Linked DNA regions of Mus musculus: region 1 is linked to region 2. Evidence: chromatin loops called from intact Hi-C (ENCODE). Cell type or tissue: left cerebral cortex. All regions are shown on one strand. Links, peaks and the distances in the headings refer to the core of each region. The heading gives the core; the rest is flanking DNA.

Region 1 (5,367 bases), core at 292-5,291, 51 kb after region 2:
TGTCTAGCATGTATGACGCTTCAGGGTTTGAAATCCAGCACTATGAATTAATAATAATAATAATAATAATAATAATAAAGCATGGATTAGAATAGAGTCTAAATATAATATTATAATATCCAATTTTTCAGGAAAACTTTAGCCAAGATACATCTTAAATGACATCATAAGAATGCAATTAGCTCAGTCTAGAATATGAAGGATCAAAGAACAAATGACTCAGAGATGTAATACATAAATTACAGAACGAACAACTTCAGAGACAGTCTATCAATTTAAAGGGACTAGATTTACCTTATATATCACAATTTGTGCAAACCAACTGCCAAAATCTATAACACGATCAGAAGACAGACCCACATCCAAATGATCCCTGAGATTAAGGAGAGATTGTTGGAGGGCTGGAGAGACAGCTCAGCAGTTAACGTCGTGTACTGTGCTTGCAGGGGACCCAGGTTCAGTTCTCGTCTCCCATGTTGAGTGGCTCCTACTACCTATACCCAGCTTGAGAGAGAGCCAGTCTTTCTGGCCTCTTCGGTCACTTGCACTCAGATGCATATTCACGCACAGAGACACACAAATGCACATAATTAAAAATAAATCTTTTTTTTTTAAAGAACAGGCTGTATGTTTAGCTGAAGACAGGGTGCCTGGCCAGCATTTCTGAGGCCCTGGGTTTGATTCCTAGCATACCTTCCCTGGGAGGAAAGAAATACCTACTCAGCTATGATGGTGTCGTCATGGTTACGTTTATTCAGAGCTCATTTCTTGGAAGGATACAGTGAGATGCTGCTGATGGGATGTAGGACTGTTGGAATTTGTCTCAGTGAGAAGGGAGGTAAAGGAAACGTGATTGGCTGAGTTGAGCGTGCCTGTATCCACGTAATTGGAACATGAGGCTTTAGTGGACAATCCTCTCTGTTGTTACATATGCTGAAGTGTTCCATAGTCATCGTGTTTTGTTTGTTTGTTTGTTTGTTTGCTCACTTGCTTGCTTGTTTAAATAGCCTGTCTTCTCCTAATATCTCCACTAGAAAAAAGAATTTTTAACTCAGAGCCAGGCTTGGTCACTCACACCTGTCGTCCCAGCTCTTGTAAAGCAGAGGCAGGTGGGGCAGCCCTAGTCCAAGTCCACCCTGGGTTATGTATGTGGTGAATTCCAGGCTAGCTAGGCTGCAAAATAAGACTCTGTCTCCAAAATAGAAAAAAAAAAAAAAAAAGCAAGCCACTGACAGCATCCTGACAGCCCCACTGGTGCTGGGGACAATGTCACAAAGCTGCCCTCTCCAGGTAAGATTGACAATGTCACTATTCTAAAGGAAGGTCACTTCAATTCATACCTGTACTCCCAGAAAACTCAGCCACTGGGGCCAGACAAGGCTTCTAAATGACAAATGACGGTTATTTCCAAATCTGGCAATTCCACCTATCGCTCTGCCTTCACAGGTTCACTGTAGACTGCTAGTCCACGGCTATCAGCTAATGCGGGGGACCTGGATTCAGACACTGTGCCTGATGAATCCGTTTTGAGAAAAGAACTCCACGTGGTTCGTGGGCACTCTCACCTTCCAGCAAATGATAAGGGTTCCTGTCATGTTTGCCTCAAGACTTCTCCATGTCGTATGAACTAAAAGGGAACTGTGGCTTTTGATGGGCATTTAGAGAGAGATGTCTCAGCTGGCTTGTCCCTGTCTCTCTCCGAGTCTCTTGCATTCAGTCTCTTTGCTCACTGTCTCTGCCAAGGTAGACCACATTCCTCTTCCCGCCCCTACCCCTGAATTCCAGTGATTTTCCCATAATGTTTTGTGTGTCTCTCTCCCTTGAAACCTAAATGTGTCTTTCTAATCTTCCTACTTGAAAACCCTTCCATATGTAGACACTAGGCTGCCCAGTCTTTCCTTGAGATTATCCACGATGTGACTCTTCAAGAGGGACCTAACCAACCAGACTGAGTGCTAGTGGGTAGGGACCTAATGGGTTTTCTTCCATACTGTCCATGTAGCCAAATCCAGTACTTGTTCTCAGTAGCTAAGATACCTCAGCTAATTTATTGAAGATCAATTTGCACATGACAAAACATTTACACGTTCTTTCAGCTGATGTGGGCGAGATGATGTGGGCGAGATGTGTGGGCTGCCACGGATTTATGTGGGCCCTTTGTGCAATTTTAAAGCAGTTGCTTAAAATTTATTTGTGTGTGTGAATGTGCCTAAATCTACGTACACAGTTGGGGGAGGGGGTGTGTTCACCTGTGTCCATACAGGGAGATGCCAAAGGAAGGTCTCGAGGGTCCTCTTCAACATTCTCCACTCGCCCCCTTTGAAGCTGGGGCTCTCTTCTCAGAGCGGCTGGAAGCCAGCAAGTCTCACTGATCCTCTCATCCTGCCTGCTCAGCACTGGGGGATGCAGGTTTTCATGAGATGCCCAGTTATTTGAAGCTCAGGTCCTCATGATTGTGTAGCAAGCTCTCTTCACCACGGAACCATCTCTCCCTCCCTGCTTCGTGTAAGGATTTTTAAGTTGTATTTTTATGTGTATGAGTGTTTTGCATGTATGTCTATGCATTATATGTATGCCTGGTGTCCATAGAGGCCAGAAGCAAGTGTCAGATCCCCTGGAACTGAAGGTTATGGATGGCTGCCACCCAACATGTGGATGTCAGGGATTGACTCCAGGTCCTCTAAAAGAGTAGTCAGTGCTCTTAACTGTTGAACCATCTCTCCAGTACTCAATGAGCAGGTTTTTGTTCTGTTTTGTGGTGGTACTGGGACTTGAACTCAGGGCCTTATAGGTGCTGACTAAGCACTCTGCCACAGTACTACCTCCCAGCTCCTTACTTTCTCAGGTTCTTACAAGGTCTGGCCTTAACCTGGTGGTATGTCATGGATACATGCACAGGTAAAATTGCATCATCTATGCCCTTGCTGCACATTGATACATCACTATAAATGACTGAGTGAGTGAGTGAGTGAGTGAATGAGTGAATGAATGAATGAATGAAGCTTGTTCCTTCCTCTGACAGGATGCAGCCCCTACCAAGTCACTTAGCTTAGAAAGCAGAGTCTGAGACAGAGATCAGCTTCCTTCCAATCTGTCTCCTTAGGAAAAGCAGAGCTGATAGAACTATATGAGGTGAACCTGAGACCAGACACAGAAAATCCTTCCTTGTGAAGCTATGCAGTGCCCAAGGCTCTGCCATCGTCCCTGGAGGCCCAGAGACAGCATCACTATGGGTGTGGCAGCACCTATGCTTACTGAATTCAAGTCAGGCTCTTCAGCCTTGAACGCTGAAGCCGCCCCCTCACAGAGCCCGAGTCAGCTCAGCAGGAGGATGAAAAGAACGAACTCAGCTTGAGGTGACAGGAGGTGCTGTGGCAATCGGAGAGAAGCAGGATTCCACTCCCTAAGAACCTCACTTCTCTTCCCCTATGGGGTTAGAAAATTCATCACACCTTCTTTTGGCCCCTTCCCCTATACTATAAGGTTTCTGGCTGCTATAAAATTCAAGGCCTTGTTGGAAACAAATATATCCCTGTGCAATGCTCTTTGCTGAATGCCTGGGGCTCATGCCATGGGGCTTTTTCTCCATCAATGGGCCAATCTGTTCATCAGCATCTCAGAACAGAACATGCTAAATTTGGTATCAGGTACCTGAGATGCACTGGTGAAAGGACCTAGAAGCCATCCCGACTCTGAGGCAGAGACAGACAGACAGAAGTGGCTGACTGCTTAGCTGAGGTGCAGTGATAAACTGACTAGGAGCTAGAAGAGGACCTCAAGGGTCCTCAGTCTTCAGTGTTACTGACAAATCAGCTCAGCCCCTGAGCCTCAAAACTGAAGGACCTCAGGAACACACACACAGGCCAGTGTGTGAGCCCTACCCACAGCTGGCAAAATGTGTTGTGACTGCAAAATCCAGCAATAGCCCATGGTTTCTGCATGATGGCAGTGGCTAGGTTTTCCCTGAAGCAGGACTTATAGGTAGAGCACAAATGGAACACTGAGCCGTATGAGCAGTATACAGCAGCAGCCTCTGTCCTGTCCCTCTAATCCGCCAGGTCTTTCCAAAATTCCATATGCTTGCCTCTGCAATGTCGGATAAACAACTAGTAGAGCAGCCAGTCTGGTTATCCGGAAGGGAGATGGTAAATTCTCCATATAACAACAAGGTGGTTTTCCATTCAGCTGTAGCTTTTCCTTGAAGGGAGAGAGCTGAAGCTTGGCGAGCCTGTTTCTCAGGCTAAAACCCAAAACAAGCATCTCATCACACAGCGAGATGGGCAGTGTGTCCAGGGCTAAGAGCTGCGTGGTACTCAACTGCATTACTGTCAAAGCAAATGTAAAACGGGCCAGTTCCTCCTCTAAAAGCTACATTCATGGGCTGGCCTGTTTGAGATGGCTTCAGGCTACTGACATCTCTGCATCACTGTGAGTTATCTAAGAAAAGACTCCTGAAGAAATCAACACAGGAGGCACAGTTGGGTGTCTGAAAAAGCAAACATTATTCTTCCTTGGAGTTTCTGTGTACCAGAAAAGGCAAAGCAACATAGATATTGGCAGCTTTGAATGGAGATAGAAACACCTCCCCCCAAGGGGGACGATACTCCCCAGGCCCAACTGGTGTAAAAATAACGCCTTCCGTTTTACCCTGTCATCTCTTGGTAGTCTTGAGTCGGCTGACACAGGCCAACATTCACATCCTCCGCCTTCCATGCCACTTGTTTTTGCAGAATCTGGGTTTGGCAAACCCTGAAACAAGCTGGGCTCAAAAATATTTGGCCAGATCTATTTGGTTTAAACCAGTCTATGTGGATTTTGGCTTTCCCACTGGCCGGAGGTGTTGAGCTAAATCATTAAGCCATGAGTTCATATCTGGTGGGAGGTAATTCAATAGCGTTTTCTGCCTCACCTGAAAGTGTTCACAAACCCTTGACGAAAGCACATGACCGCGAGTATTATAGGGCCTGATAGTATCCGGTGGGCAATTTTCCTTTCCTCAGAGACAGTGACAGGCACGAAATGCTTGAGGAAAGCAAAGGACCAAGTTCATGGCTCAACTATTCCCATCTTTCCCTATTCCTAGCAGTGACACTTATCTTCCCTGACAGCCACTCCCATTGTGCTCTTTCTCGACCCAACACAATGGACATATGCAGACGCTGGCAGACAGGGAGGATGTCTTCCATCCCATTGCTCCCCTGTGCAGAGGGACCAGACTAAGGTTACATAAGCCCCTCCTGAGCTGTTGGGCCCCTGCGCTATGGGGAAGAGAATTGGGGGATTGTGACGAAGTCACGGTCTGCAGGCCCTGACTAACCCTGTACTCACCATCCTGTCCTGTCAAGGCGGGGCGGCTGGAGAACCTAG
Region 2 (5,367 bases), core at 199-5,198:
GGTTAAGGATGGGGGCAGTAAGTTAGACCTGCCTGCCTGCCTCTGCCTCTGCCTCTGCCTCTGCCTCTCTGCCTCTGCCTCTCTGCCTCTGCCTCTCTGCCTCTGCCTCTGCCTCTGCCTCTGCCTCTGCCTCTGCCTCTGCCTCTGCCTCTGCCTCTCTGCCTCTCTGCCTCTCTGCCTCTCTGCCTCTCTGCCTCTCTGCCTCTCTGCCTCTCTGCCTCTCTGCCTCTCTGCCTCTCTGCCTCTCTGCCTCTCTGCCTCTCTGCCTCTCTGCCTCTCTGCCTCTCTGCCTCTCTGCCTCTCTGCCTCTCTGCCTCTCTGCCTCTCTGCCTCTCTGCCTCTCTGCCTCTCTGCCTCTCTGCCTCTCTCTCTGCCTCTCTGCCTCTCTCTCTGCCTCTCCTGCCTCTCTGCCTCTCTGCCTCTCTGCCTCTCTCTCTGCCTCTCTGCCTCTCTGCCTCTCTCTCTGCCTCTCTGCCTCTCTCTCTGCCTCTCTGCCTCTCTCTCTGCCTCTCTGCCTCTCTCTCTGCCTCTCTGCCTCTCTCTCTGCCTCTCTGCCTCTCTCTCTGCCTCTCTGCCTCTCTCTCTGCCTCTCTGCCTCTCTCTCTGCCTCTCTGCCTCTCTCTCTGCCTCTCTGCCTCTCTGCCTCTCTCCCTCTCTGCCTCTCTCCCTCTCTGCCTCTCTCCCTCTCTGCCTCTCTCCCTCTCTGCCTCCCTCTCTGCCTCTCTGCCTCTCTGCCTCTCTGCCTCTCTGCCTCTCTGCCTCTCTGCCTCTCTGCCTCTCTGCCTCTCTGCCTCTCTGCCTCTCTGCCTCTCTGCCTCTCTGCCTCTCTGCCTCTCTGCCTCTCTGCCTCTCTCTCTGCCTCTCTGCCTCTCTCTCTGCCTCTCTCTCTGCCTCTCTCTCTGCCTCTCTCTCTGCCTCTCTCTCTGCCTCTCTCTCTGCCTCTCTGCCTCTCTGCCTCTCTGCCTCTCTGCCTCTCTGCCTCTCTGCCTCTCTGCCTCTCTGCCTCTCTGCCTCTCTGCCTCTCTGCCTCTCTGCCTCTCTGCCTCTGCCTCTGCCTCTGCCTCAGCAACGGCTAAGCCTGGAGTAGATAAGGTCCTGACCATACTCTTTCCTCTAGTGTTTTATTTACATTTTCAAACAGTTTTCTTTGTTTACTCTGTGTGTGTGTGTGTCTGTGTGTATGTGTGTCTGTCTATGTGTCTGTGTGTGTGTGTGTGTGTGTGTGTGTGTGTATGCATGTGTCTGTGTGTATGTGTATATGTGTGTGTCTGTCTATGTGTGTCTGTATGTGTCTGTGTGTGTCTTTATGTGTGTCTGTGTGTCTGTCTGTGTCTGTGTGTTTGTCTGTCTCTCTGTGTGTATGTGTGTGTGTATGTATGTGTGTCTGTATGTGTATCTGTCTGTGTGTCTGTCTGTGTGTCTGTCTGTATGTCTGTGTCTGTATTTGTGTCTGTCTGTGTGTGTTTGTGTGTGTCTGTGTGTGTTTATGTGTGTTTATGTGTGTCTATGTGTGTGTCTGTCTCTGTGGTGTCTTTGTGTGTGTGTTGTCATGGCTTGTGTTTGGAGATCAAAGAACAATTTCTGCCCTTCCTCCATGCAGCTCCTGGGGGCTGAACTCAAGTTGTCAGGCTTGGCATCAAGTGGCTTTACCTGCTGAGCCATCTCATCAGCCTGGTAATTTTCTCAAGTGGAGTTTGAAGTGAATCTATCTCTGGGCCAGCCAGGGTAAAACAGAGAAACCCTGTCTGGGTTTGGGCTAGCAGCCCTCACACCCCTGGTAGGAGAAGAACAGAGGAGGAGGAAGAGGAGGAGAAGGAGGAGAAGAAGGAGGAGGAGGAGAAGAAGGAAAAGGAGAAGGAGAAGGAGAAGGAGAAGGAGAAGGAGAAGGAGAAGGAGAAGAAGGAGAAGAAGAAGAAGAAGAAGAAGAAGAAGAAGAAGAAGAAGAAGAGAAAGAAAGAGAGAAGAGAAGACAAGGAGAAGCACTTCCCCATTTCCCATCCCCGGCTCTGAATGTTAGCGTCTCTGGCCTCTGGTTGCCAATGTGATATCAGAGCAAGGGTTTCTTATGTGTGGTAAAAACAGAACTGATGCCAAAATGAAACCCTCTACATGGTCTTTTGGCAGAGTTCCTAACAGGTGAAATCTTTGTAATTTAAAAAAAATTTTTTTCAAGACAGGGTTTCTCTGTGTAGCCCTGGCTGTCCTGGAACTCACTATGTAGACCAGGCTGGTCTCGAACTCAGAAATCTGCCTGCCTCTGCCTCCCGAGTGCTGGGATTAAAGGCTTCGCCACCACGCCCCGCTGAAGGTTTTTTTTTTTTTTAATTTTTTTTTTATTTTTTTTCATTTATTTATTTACTATATGTAAGTACACTGTAGCTGTCTTCAGATACCCCAGAAGAGGGCATCAGATCTCATTATGGATGGTTGTGAGCCACCATGTGGTTGCTGGGATTTGAACTCAGGACCTTTGGAAGAGCAGTCAGTACTCTTACTCACTAAGCCATCTCACCAGCCCTGAAGGTTTATTTTTATTTCACATTTTTTCCTTGTAAGCACTTCAGTGCACCATGTATACGCAATACCCATGAAGGCCAGAAGAGGGCATCAGATTTCCTAGGAACTGGAATTATAGATGGTTGTGAGCTGCCTTGTGGGTACTTGGAACAACCCAGGCCCTCTGCTCTTGTGTCAAGCAGAAGTACTCTTAACTGTTAAGCCATCTCTCCAACCCTCAGGTGAAATTCTTTACCTGCCCTGAACTGAAAAAAAAAAAATCCAAAAAGACTTGACCTTTTTCCAGAGGAGTGACTAGCCTAGACTGAGTTAGAGGTATGCAAACGAGTGGTTTTCCAGGAAAGATGAAACAGATGGGCGAGCAAAGCCTGCAGAGTTGTCTCCTCTTCACATCAAGGTATGACCCAGGAGGTGGCTCTGCTTTCAGCATGTGACAGAGGACAATGACACCAATGTGACCATTGTGCTTTGCCGCTCCTCAGGAAACTGTGCCAAGGTTAAGCTTTCCTTGACAGGAATACCCCTGAAATCCAGCTCCAAGAAAGCAAAGATCTCATCTGGAGGCCCCAGCAGAATAGACCGTCGCTGGGCATGGGCCTGTGGAACAGAGTAAGACAGCATTTTTCCAGTGGGGAGTTGCGGACTGGCAGCTCCACCCATGCTCTGTAGAAGCAAGCCTGGGAGAGGCTGCCAACTTTCATCACTGTCTTAGAGCCCTGGATGCCCCAAGGATGCCAAAAGCTTGTGCTAAAGGACCACTTGACTCATCCAGCCCAGCATTGGTTTGAAGTATTTGGCCAAGAGGTTTGTTCTCCACCAAATACTGACAATTTGCAGTAAGTTTGAGGCCCTCTTTCCTTCTGGCCCTGAGCCCCAGCTTCCGCCCAGCACAACGAGGCAGATGGACTGAGAGTCTCCAGGTCCTCCTACTCTGCTGTTTTTCTAGGCACAGTTAAAGGCTGGCTCCCTTCCCATCTCTCTAAAGGTTCTGGGCTTGGAGGAAGTGGCTAAGGCTGTGGCATAAGGGGTGCTGGGATACGCACCACGTGCGGTTCTTTCTTCTCACCCACCCCACCTAGGGCTGCAGCACAAGAGAGCATCTCATGGAGTTGGGAACCCAGGGGGTTCACGATGAGGGGCCATCCCACAGAAACATGGGCCATCCACCAAGTCTTCCTGCTCCCGGGAGGCCAGGAGCTTGTGGCTTCTCAGGCGGTAGGATCAAACAGGTGAGCTTCCCCTCTTTTGATCACACTTTTCCCAATATGGAACAGCTAACACTTACTTAACTGATCGGCGCGGGGCTGGGTCTGTTTCTAATCACAGATGCAGTAATCACGAGCGTGCACGCCTCCTCAGGAAGCCCCCACATTCCAGGAGCAGCTCCAAACGCACTGAGTCATCGCCTCCTGCCTCGGCATCTCGCACGTACCTCTCGCAAACCACACGTCCCACACCCACAGCACCTCATGCTGGCATATATAGACCCTGACCTGCTAACAGTCATTCTCACTTATCCCCCTCCCACACGGTCCAAACAACTCCAGCTGCCGAGAATCCCAGTGCTGCCTGCAGAGGCTACCCGGTGTCCTGTCCAATTCAGAGTCTTTGTGGGGAGAAGATGAGACTTCTATGGGTCACCCTGTAGGAATACAAGGATGCCAGAAAACCCATTCATTGTATTTCAAAAGTATGGCTTTCCCTTAGCTAACACATGGGAGCCCCCAAAAGCTCTGTTAGGCAACCCCTCCAACACAGAGAAATCCTGAACAAAGCTACGATGGCGATGTGAATCCATAGTTCTTTGGGGGCAAAAGGAGGCTAAACTCATGAATATCGTCCTGTAGCATAGCTTGCTGGGAGAATAGGACGTGGATACCTTGTGAATGCCTGGTCTCTACCACAAAATTGGAGGACAGACTAGTCCACCACCTTAGACGCCCAGACAACTGGAACTGAACCCAGAGAGGAGCTGTCCAGACCCCTGCTAGAAGGCGTTCCCAGGTCCTCCTAGAAATCTGGTCCTCTTATGAGAGTCTCTCTGCAGGACTGTCAAGGAGAGAGGCAGGCCCATAGCTAGGGAAGCTTGCCTTCTCCTCCCATCCTCCCACCCCTCAGCCCCAAGCCCAGAGGAGTGTATGGTCATCTCTACTGGAGGAGCCACTGGAAGATCGTGTCCTTTTCTTTTGCCCTCTCCAAGGCGTAATTAAACCAGTTTCTTTTGAATTTCTATTCTGAGATTCTAAGTTTGTGGATTGGTTGGTTTGTTTTATTTGGTTTGGTTTGGTTTTTTGAGACAGGGTTTCTCTGTGTAGCCCTGGCTGTCCTGGAACTCACTCTATAGACCAGGCTGGCCTTGAACTCCTGATTCTCCTGCCTCTGCCTCTTGATTGCTAGGGTTAAAGCCATGTGCCACACCACCAGGTTAAAAGTATTTATTTGTATGAGTATGGTTGTTTTCCTGCATGGATGTCTCTGTGCATCCTGGGTGGAGAGGGCATTGGAGCCCCTGGGACTGGAATACAGATGATTGTGAGCCACTCTGTGGGTGCTAGGAACTGGACCCCAGTCCTCTGGAAGAACAGATGGTGTTCTTAACTGTGGAGTCCTTGCTCCAGCCCCTTCTAAGTTTTTAGGGTACAGGAATCTCTCAGGAGACCTGGGGTCAGACCTTGTCCTCTGATTCCACATCCTGGAACCACCACCAATACTCTCCCCACCCCATCAGGATTCATGGGCACTGGTGGGGAAGGGAGATAGCCCTGATTGAGGTTGGTAGAAGGAAGGGAAGGAAGCAGAGGAGAGATGCTGAGACAGTGGTCAGACACAGGTGGCACTGAGGTCCTTACC

The links. Peaks named below come from ENCODE experiments on the same cell type or tissue, not always from the same donor. Only the 100,000 strongest peaks of a DNase experiment are listed, where the experiment ranks them.
Region 1: a loop joins it to region 2, with 3.0 times the contacts of the local background. A loop is called at or near these places in 18 of 42 quality-filtered maps.

What each region holds. Positions count from the first base shown.
Region 1 is chr9:108,184,518-108,189,884 of GRCm38, forward strand. All of the region lies in intron 1 of Bsn (bassoon), which reads right to left. Among named protein-coding and RNA genes, the nearest start is that of Bsn, 3.2 kb to the right of the region's middle. In left cerebral cortex, for the core only: no CTCF peak of the experiment used is centred there; DNase peaks (open chromatin) are centred at 760, 3,297, 3,995, 4,400 and 2 more places; H3K4me3 peaks cover 4,198 bases; H3K27ac peaks cover 4,801 bases.
Region 2 is chr9:108,133,821-108,139,187 of GRCm38, forward strand. It overlaps Bsn (bassoon), which reads right to left. Exons shown (of 12, transcript NM_007567.2): 2 at 5,367. 4930447F24Rik (RIKEN cDNA 4930447F24 gene) reads left to right here. Exons shown (of 3, transcript NR_126078.1): 2 at 3,597-3,746; 3 at 3,844-4,747. Among named protein-coding and RNA genes, the nearest start is that of 4930447F24Rik, 2.8 kb to the left of the region's middle. In left cerebral cortex, for the core only: a CTCF peak has its summit at 2,577 (motif pointing right); DNase peaks (open chromatin) are centred at 2,635, 3,430 and 3,917; H3K27ac peaks cover 3,900 bases.